Regions from separate parts of the Mus musculus genome. Here region 2 is linked to region 1. Evidence: chromatin contacts called from ENCODE Hi-C data. All regions are on one chromosome and are shown on one strand. Each heading gives the region's core, a stretch centred on a gene start or an enhancer-like site at or near the end of the contact. The rest is flanking DNA. Distances are from core to core; before and after follow the strand shown.

Region 1 (4,159 bases), core at 829-3,328:
GTGCAGCTTGGAACTCCTGGAGACCAATATTTTTACCTCAATAGAGAATGCTATATCTGGGCTGGCAAGATGGCTCAGCGGGTAAGAGCACTGATTGATCTTCCAAAAGTTCTGAGTTCAAATCCCAGCAACCACATGGTGGCTCACAACCACCCTCAATGAGATCTGACACCCCCTTCTGGTGTATCTGAAGACAGCTTATTTATAATAAGAAGAAAAATATTTAGGCTGGAGCCATCAGGGACTGAGCCAGCAGGGCTGATCGGAGGGAGCAAAGGTCCTAAATTCATTTCCCAACAACCAGATGAAAGCTGTATCCTCAGCCTAGTTGAATATATAGCAACTAAATCTTGACAGAATTTACTTTTCCTGTGGATACAAAAAGTCATATAATTTCATTATTTCCATCCATAAATAACAAAAGGAAAGGAAGTGCCAAGAGGTAAATGCTTAGACTACAAAGAAAATAATAGAATTTCTGTTTAAATCTGAGTAACAGTCATTTCAGCTTGGTCTAAGCCGTCATCTTCCTAGCTTTCAAACCACTTGTCTCATGTCACTCACTAGTTTGCACTACAATTAACACGTGGAATACAAATGTATATCTCAGAAAGACTACATACATGACAGGGACCCCGAGAGAGCATAGAGCCTAGTGATATTACTGCCATCTTGGTTCAAGTACATGCATTGTGTGATATCTATATGGGCTAAAATTGCCTAACAACACAGTTGTCAAAAAACATCTGGCCATTTCAAGTGACACAGGACTACATATATGGTGGTTATTTGCAGCCACCTTGAAACGCTGTGTGTGGAGATGGTTATTTGTATCCTGGGCTGTTCCAACAGGATAAACTGGTCTCAGAATGATTAAAGAGTCTTCACTGGGCAAGAGTTTACACTGGGAAAGATTAGACATACAAATGAAGTTGCCAAACCCTCTAATTTCCCTTATAGGCACATCCTGGCATGCACTCTGAAACTCACCAAAATTGAGCTTATTGGCCTAACTGGTTCCGAAGGTCAAAACCCACAAGTCGATGGTTTTGTCTGAATGGGAGGAAGCTGTTTTAATGTGGCCAGGGACAGCTGGCCCTATAAAAATGTCTAAACATCCAGTCTGGCTGCTCCTACCACTCAGCCTGGTCTTGAGGTAAGTATAACTCAGTGAGTCAGGCATGATGGGGCATGCCTGTAATCCTAGCACACAGGAGGCTGAGGCAGGAGGATCTTGATTTGGAAGCCAACCTGGACAACATAGCAAGAGACTTTCAAAACAAAACAAAGTGGTAGAACGGACTGGGGCCTGAGACTGTTCACAGCATGGAGGGAGAAGGAATCTAAGTCCTCTGGGGTTTGACTCCCCGCCCCACACTCCGCAAATTGGTCTTCCATGATCACGTTAACCAACCTCGCGGGTTTAATTTGTCTTTTAAAGGAGAGACTGTGAAGTTGCACGACATTCTACCACTCGGGTTCCTCTCCCAGGGATAGTTCCTAAAATACCCTGCAGGGGGCAGTAAGGTCCTACAGACCATCTGTCGAGCCCACGCCCTGTGCCACCAAAGAGGGCAAACCTTAGGCCCTGCCGCCAAAGGTCACACGCCCCGCCCTCGAGCGCCCTAGGCGTCCATCTGCCCCCCCAACCCCCGCTAGAACTTTGTCGCCCGCCTCTCATTTTTACAGCATCCGCTGCACACAGTTACGGCTCAGGGCCCCAAAGGGGAACAAAACTAATTCATCCCAGCGGGCCAAACACGAAGCCTGCTAAGGAGGGGCTTCACACGACACACTAAAAGGCAGAGGCCGAAAACGGACTGCGCGTGCGCAGGTCCGCCCACTCCGGGAGGTCCAAAGTCGGGCTGCGCGCGGTCCCTTCTGGGAAAAAGCGCCCGGGTCAGGGGCCACTGCACGAGTTTATCTTTGCTTTTCGGCGTCCGGACAGACCCAGATCTCGGCGCCGACACGAAACCAACCCCACCTACCGTCAACGGCTGCGGGAACTCCCACCCTCCTCAAGGCGGGCCTGTCCTGGTGCGCAAACTGAGAGGCCACCCCCCCACACACAACACACTCAGGAAGGCGGGGTCTTGGGTGTGGGCGGAGCCAGGGCCCTGGTGGGCGGGGCCCGAACCTCACTTGTTAACGCCACTCGCAACTCTGCTGCTTTCCTAATTCCTTTCCTGTTGCCCTAAGTTGAAACGAAATACTACTTCTCTCTTGCCTCTTCATCTTTTTTTTATCTGCTTTACATTTTAGTTACTTATTTAAATCTTAAATGCAGGGAGAGGGCAGGGACCCTGTCGTATTCATATCCGTGGATGTAGGACCTTGCTCATGGCAAAGAGTAAATATTTGAATGCTAGAGTTCATTCAAGAAGCCTTGACAGTTTACAGGCAGAAATCTCATTTATTCAGTTCCAACCCGCTAAACCATGGCCTCTGCTCAAGTCTTAAGAGGAGGAAAGGCAGCCCATTTTGCAAGTGGGCCACATCCACCTCCACTGGGACAAAGTATACAGACTCCAGCAAGGTGGCAGTTACTGCTAAACTAAGACAAAAATGGTGGTCTTGATGATTACTGGGACCTAACCCCTTCTCTGCTAGCTGTGGAGTACGATTCCCCAGAGTTAGGCAACAAGTCGGCTCTCTCTCCTGTTTTAGAGGATCCTCCTTCATCCCCAGAGTCTTCAGGCATTGGACAGAGGCAGTGGAGAGGCTGTGGGATGCAGGAACACAGGTTTCTGATGGGTAAAGGAAGCCCATACTCTTGAGCAGCTTTCCTCCTGGATTGCTGAAGCATTTGAATTTCTTGGGCAGTGAAAGAAGTTGGCAGCCTCTGACCTAAGCCTCTCTCAGCCCGTGTACCTGTAAAAGAGGGGTGATCAGGATGGAGAGATAGCTCTTAGGAGCTGGTACTGCTCTTACAGAGGACCCAAGTTCCAAGTCCCAGCACCCATGCCGGATGGCTCACAACTGCCCGAATCTCCAGGTCTGGGAGGATCTACCATCACTGATCTCTACATTTTATGAATGCAAATATCCAAAGACACACATACACACATATGCATAATTTAAAATGAAAATTAAGGTTTTTTTTTTAAGTGAAAAATAAGTAAAGGTCACTGCCCTGCCCAACCTAGGGAGTAGTGACTACCTAGCCACTCCCCTGGGACCTGGTCTCAACTTACCAGATATAGTGTTTTCTAGGAGAAAGCCCAGTAGACCAGCTAAGAAAATGGGTTCTGCCAGCAAAGAACGAAGAAACATATCCAGGGGGCTCCAGCCTACAAAGGGTTGGGGCCAGGCAGGAAGGTAACTGATACTGTCCCAGGCAATGAGTCTTCCCTTTCAGACGTAAACTGCATCTCAAACCAGGGACACATCTCACTAGGCTGCCATTCCATCCCATCTACCTTTTCCCTCTACACACTCCATTCCCCACACTCAGGCCCTGCCCAGATTCCTTTCTCAGCACCATGTTTTCTAAGCACCCACATTCCCTCCAGGTACCCTTTGTCCCAAGCTCCCTTCTGGGAAGTGTGACATTACAAAGCCCTAGTCTCTCCCACTTCTGACTTTCTCTGCTCTACCCTGGGCCTCTCAGTTTCAGTCCTACTAACACTTTGGACCAGATAATTTGGTTATAAGGAGCTGTCCACTGCATCAAAGAATGTTTAATAACCTCTCTAAACACTGAATCCCAATAACAATACTCTTTCTTCCCATTTATGACATCCAAGAAGCATCTCCAGACATTGCTAAATGTTCCCCATGGAGCAAAAATCACCCCCCAGTTGAAAACCACTGCTCTAGATAAAATAGGCTCTAGATAAAATAAATAGGCTTTCAGCATATGCTATTTCTATCCTATAATCCTATCTTTTATCTTTGCATATGATGGAAGCGTGATCAAGCATGACCTTATTAACTGTGCATATGGCATACATCTATAATCCTAAGACTTGAAAGGAAGCAGGAAGATTGCCAAGATTTTGAAGCCAGCCTAAGTTCCAAAATGAGGCCCCGTCTCACACAGAGAAGTGGCCTTTTGACAAACATGCATCCTCAAAGACCAGTCCAGTTCTGTTGGAACACCTCAGCAGCTCAGGTAGAGGCTCCTCCTGTCATTGACTACTACAGGCCTTTGTTATTT
Region 2 (4,159 bases), core at 1,166-3,665, 350 kb after region 1:
GATTTAAAAAAAAAAAAAGATAGATTAACAGAGAAAACCCCAACCTCTATCTCCATTACCCCATACCTCTCCTGGGGAAATAAGCAAGCTCTGAGAGGAGACACTAATTGGGAGGCTTATCTTCCTACCTCGTGGTCACCAGTACAGCCCACGCCTGTGGCATCAAGGATGCAGCGGCCCAACCACTCATCCGGGCGAGCACTGACGATGTCGTTGCGGCAGCTTTCCAGGTGGGGGCGCAGTTGCTGTAGCAGTGTGCGAGAGAGCAAGACTCCAAAGCCCCCGTGGCAGTAGCGGCCTGGGGTAGTATCTCCACCGATGAAGTCCTGCGGCCGGCCAAGATAGAGATGGGTTGCTGAAGCAAGGCTGAGGTGGCCAGCTAGGCGGTCCAGTCCATGCGCTTCAGTATAGGTGGCATCAGGCACTAGGAAAAACCAGTCAAAGTCATCGCCGTGTTGCTCCAGCAGGTGGCGCAGCGCCAGGTGCAGGTGTCCGATGGGCCTCTCTTCGCCCAGTGCCACCACCGCCATGCCTGAAGGTGTCCGGCGGCCCCTCGCACCGGTCAGGAACACTACATGCTCCAGTCGGTGTCCCAGAGTTCGGTTTACAGCCACACCCAGTGTAGGCAACGTGGCTTGTGAGGTCAGCACTGCCACCAGAAGCTTCTGCCTGATGCCCAGCTCCGTGCTGATATACCGAGTTCTGGGAAAAGACAGTTAGGAACAAGATAGCACACAGCTTCACTTGTTAGTTCTCCTCTGGACCTGTTTGGCACCCACGAACGGGAGGATAAGACTGTCTCTCCCACGAGACATGATTTAAGTGATATACTGGTCTCACAGAAAGTGTTGCATCTAGGAGACAGCACTTCCAAGGCAGATGCAGGTAAGAGATACACTAGATCTACTTCCAGATTTCACAACCTAGTGGCTGTGTCCCTGAACATGTTACTTAATCGGTGCCATCTGTAAAATGGGACAGATTGCACTTAAACAGTAACATGCTTGGCACACTGTTGCAGATGCTCCCTGCAACATGAATATGCTGTCAGCCCCGCCCCCCCAATATGTCCTATAAATGATGTGTAGAAGCATACGGCATAGTGGTGTAGAGAATGTCTTTTGGAGAGGGGCAAACTAAGGCAGTGACTCACCTTCCTAAGGTAGAAGGTAAGTTGTACAACTGGAATTCACTGTTACTTAGAAGAAATTACTTCAATGCGTGGGCAGAGACATCAATGTGATGAGTACATTCCTCCCTCTCCCATCTCATCCCAAGGTGGCCCTTGAAACCCATCTAGGAATGAAATACAGGTAAATTCCAGTTCCCTCCTTTTTCTTTCCCCCTCTTTATACACTTATCCTCTTTAACACTCATTTTTCTAATCCTAAACAGACCAGTGGGGGGCTAAGAGGGTCTTTGGAGTATAATTGGGTGGAGTCGGTTTAGCTCAGCTCAGATCCGGACGGGATCCAGAAAAAGCTTCAAACTGGCCCTCTGTCTCCCTGCAAGCAGGGTCATAGGAAGTAATCGAGGCCCAAGGACTTCCTGGCCGGCCGGCCCCTTCCTTCCGGAGCCTGACCCGGCCTCTGGCGGCCTCCCTAGCGCGCGCATCCTGGCTGGTGCCTGCGGGGGGGGGGGGGGGGGTGTTAGGGCGGACGGAGTGGATCAGTACCTGACGGCCTTCTTGGTGGCCTGGCCTGGCTGCGCGGGATGGTAGGGCAAGACACGAGGCTCCCAGCTCTCACCGGTGCCTGCGCCGGCCCCGGGCCTCTCGCGCTCGGATCCGGGCTGCACCGAGTTGGGCCGGCGCGCCGCGTTGGTGTTGCCGCGCGGCGGCAGCTCAGAGTCTCCGGGTTGGGGCGGCCCGGGTCCGCAAGGCTCCTCCACCCAGGTGACGCTGAGCAGGCTCAGGGTGAAGCCCAGAGAGATGCCCACGGCCACGGGCCCCGCGGGCCGCAGCACGGACAGCAGCAGCGACGCCCGCATGGCGTCCCGACAGCGGGTCCCCGGCCCCCGCGTAGCCCGAGGCGGCTCCGAGGGGGCGGGACCGAAGAGGGGGCGGATCCGGAGGGCCCAGGCCCAGCAGGCGGGCCCGCTCCCTCCCCGCCGAGCAGAGGTAGGAGCTCAAGCCCGGAATCCCCGGGCGGGTCGGCCGCCCTTAGAGCAGCACTGCGCGCCCGGGCCTCCAAGGCGGCCGCTGTCCGACGTGTCACCGACAGGGCCCCGCCCCCGAGGTGGGGTCTAGCCGTCAGCTAGCGGAGAGGGACGAAGGGGAGGAGGTTAAAGGGGAAGGACCCCCGGAAGTGCCCCCTCCTCAGCGCCGGAGAGGCAGACGCCGGGGGCGGAGTCCCCTGTCTCCCCCCTGCGTGGTTGGTGCGTCCCGGATGACGTCAGAAGCAGCCCGCCCCTGCCAGGATGGTGCACCCTGAGTGACGTCAGGAGCAGAGGCCGGAGCTGTCCATCAGCACCAAAGGCCGCCAGCGGGCTCAGGGCATGGGGCCGCGGCTCCGGGACAGCCCGAGCTCCTGCTCCTTTCCCTTCCCCGAGCCGGGCGCGAGTCTGTGGAGCTGCAGTGCCAGCCGGTGTCGGAGGTGGGGCGACGACGCCGTCGCACAGAGACCCGTCTCTCCGGCCCAGCAGCCCCCTTCGCACGGCAGACTTTGCCCGGACCCCAGTCAGTCAGAGCCTCTGGTGTCCTACAACCCCGGCTCCTCCGGCCCCTGCACACCCTCCTTTGCTCGGAAGCTCCGGTCACCTCCGGCCCAGGTAGATCTTGGACAATTCCAAATTGAGCCTCCCACAGATGGTGCTCAGGCTGCCTCTTTTTGCCAGCGGCACCCTCCCTCTCCTCGTCTAGCCCCATCTAGTCCCTCTTTTAAGTCCATCCCAGCCGCCTCTAGCCAGGCACTTGTTTCCCTTTGTCTCTGCTCCCCGTTCCAGAGATGCTTCTAGAGCTGCCTGATGTGGGCAACCATTCCTTTGTCCACTGTGCCCTTGCTGAATTCCCCCACTCGCACTGTTATTGTAGTGGAGACCCACAACTGACTCTTGACCCCAATTTCCTCCCTGTCAGGTTGTCCTGGGAGGGTGACCCCCTTCCATTCCCGGCGCTATGCCGGGTACTATGGAAACTCTGCGGTTTCAGCTGCTGCCCCCGGAGCCGGATGACACCTTCTGGGGTGCACCTTGTGAACAGCCTCTGGAGCGCAGGTATCAGGCACTGCCGGCCCTCGTCTGCATCATGTGCTGTTTGTTTGGAGTCGTCTACTGCTTCTTTGGTGAGATCCCCCTCGTTCCTCACCTGTGGCCTTCTACTGTTTCCCTAAAGTTCCTTTTTCTGGTGTCTCGAGAATCATTTCCACCCCATCCCACCCCCACCCCCACCCCACCCTCATGGCGGTATCATTCTCTTGCTGATCACAAGTATATTTGTAGATCATTGACTCTAGATTCTACAGAGAGCAGGTTTTGAATTAGGCTCTTTGAGTTTGAACCGGGCTCTGTATGTTAGTCACTGTGATGTAATGGGCATGTTAACCTGGGTCTCAGCTTTTTCACTTGGACAAAGACAACAGTGTTTGTCTCATATAGACAAGAATTAGTAGGTGGTCAAAGAATAATGACTATCGTAGCGAAGATATGTTTGGATCACTTAGGATAAGCAGACTAAAATAAAATAATAAAAACTCTTAGCATGGTTCCTTACCACAGGGCATATTGCATGGTGGGGGCGAGACCTGGAATATTCACACTTGTGATACATATCAGAGTGGGCTGGATGGTAGTCATACAAATGGAGATCGCCTACAAGGCAGATTCCCATAAGAATGGTTACTGTGAAGAGTTGTATGGGGGAGGGCGTGGTATGCCTGTAATCCCAGCATCCAGGAAGCCAAAGCAAGGGAAGGGAGGCTCAAGGCCAGCATGGATTACATAGTTCAGTGAGGTTGGGTGGGTGAGCACTAACTGCCGCTCAGTCGAACAGGTGTGTGGGGGTCCATTTGACAACTCTCAAGGTCTTGGACCAAGGCTGGCTTCTCTACAAAACAGTATGCCTTTTTCTCATTTTCACAAAGGTGACCTATGGGCTAGTGTCAGCTTTGAGTAAATAAACGCCCAGTGGATTCTTCAGGAAGTTACAGAACTTCACAGTGGA

What was found. Hi-C counts contacts between places; a loop is a spot of excess contacts on that map.
Region 2: a loop to region 1 is called in a map of T-helper 1 cell, with 5 times the contacts of the local background. The contact joins the promoter of Tmem198 here to the promoter of Nhej1 in region 1. A Hi-C loop is called at or near these places in 2 of 37 maps with a recorded cell type or tissue (T-helper 1 cell and T-helper 17 cell).

The regions. Positions count from the first base shown.
Region 1 is chr1:75,123,148-75,127,306 of GRCm38, forward strand. Nhej1 (non-homologous end joining factor 1) reads right to left here and starts at 2,079. Exons shown (of 9, transcript NM_029342.4): 1 at 1,989-2,079. Slc23a3 (solute carrier family 23 (nucleobase transporters), member 3) reads right to left here. Exons shown (of 12, transcript NM_194333.3): 11 at 3,195-3,290; 12 at 2,394-2,871. The coding sequence ends at 2,582.
Region 2 is chr1:75,477,117-75,481,275 of GRCm38, forward strand. Tmem198 (transmembrane protein 198) reads left to right here and starts at 2,416. Exons shown (of 5, transcript NM_177056.4): 1 at 2,416-2,769; 2 at 3,077-3,281. The coding sequence starts at 3,116. It overlaps Chpf (chondroitin polymerizing factor), which reads right to left and starts at 2,355. Exons shown (of 4, transcript NM_001001566.3): 1 at 1,676-2,355; 2 at 129-702. The coding sequence starts at 1,989.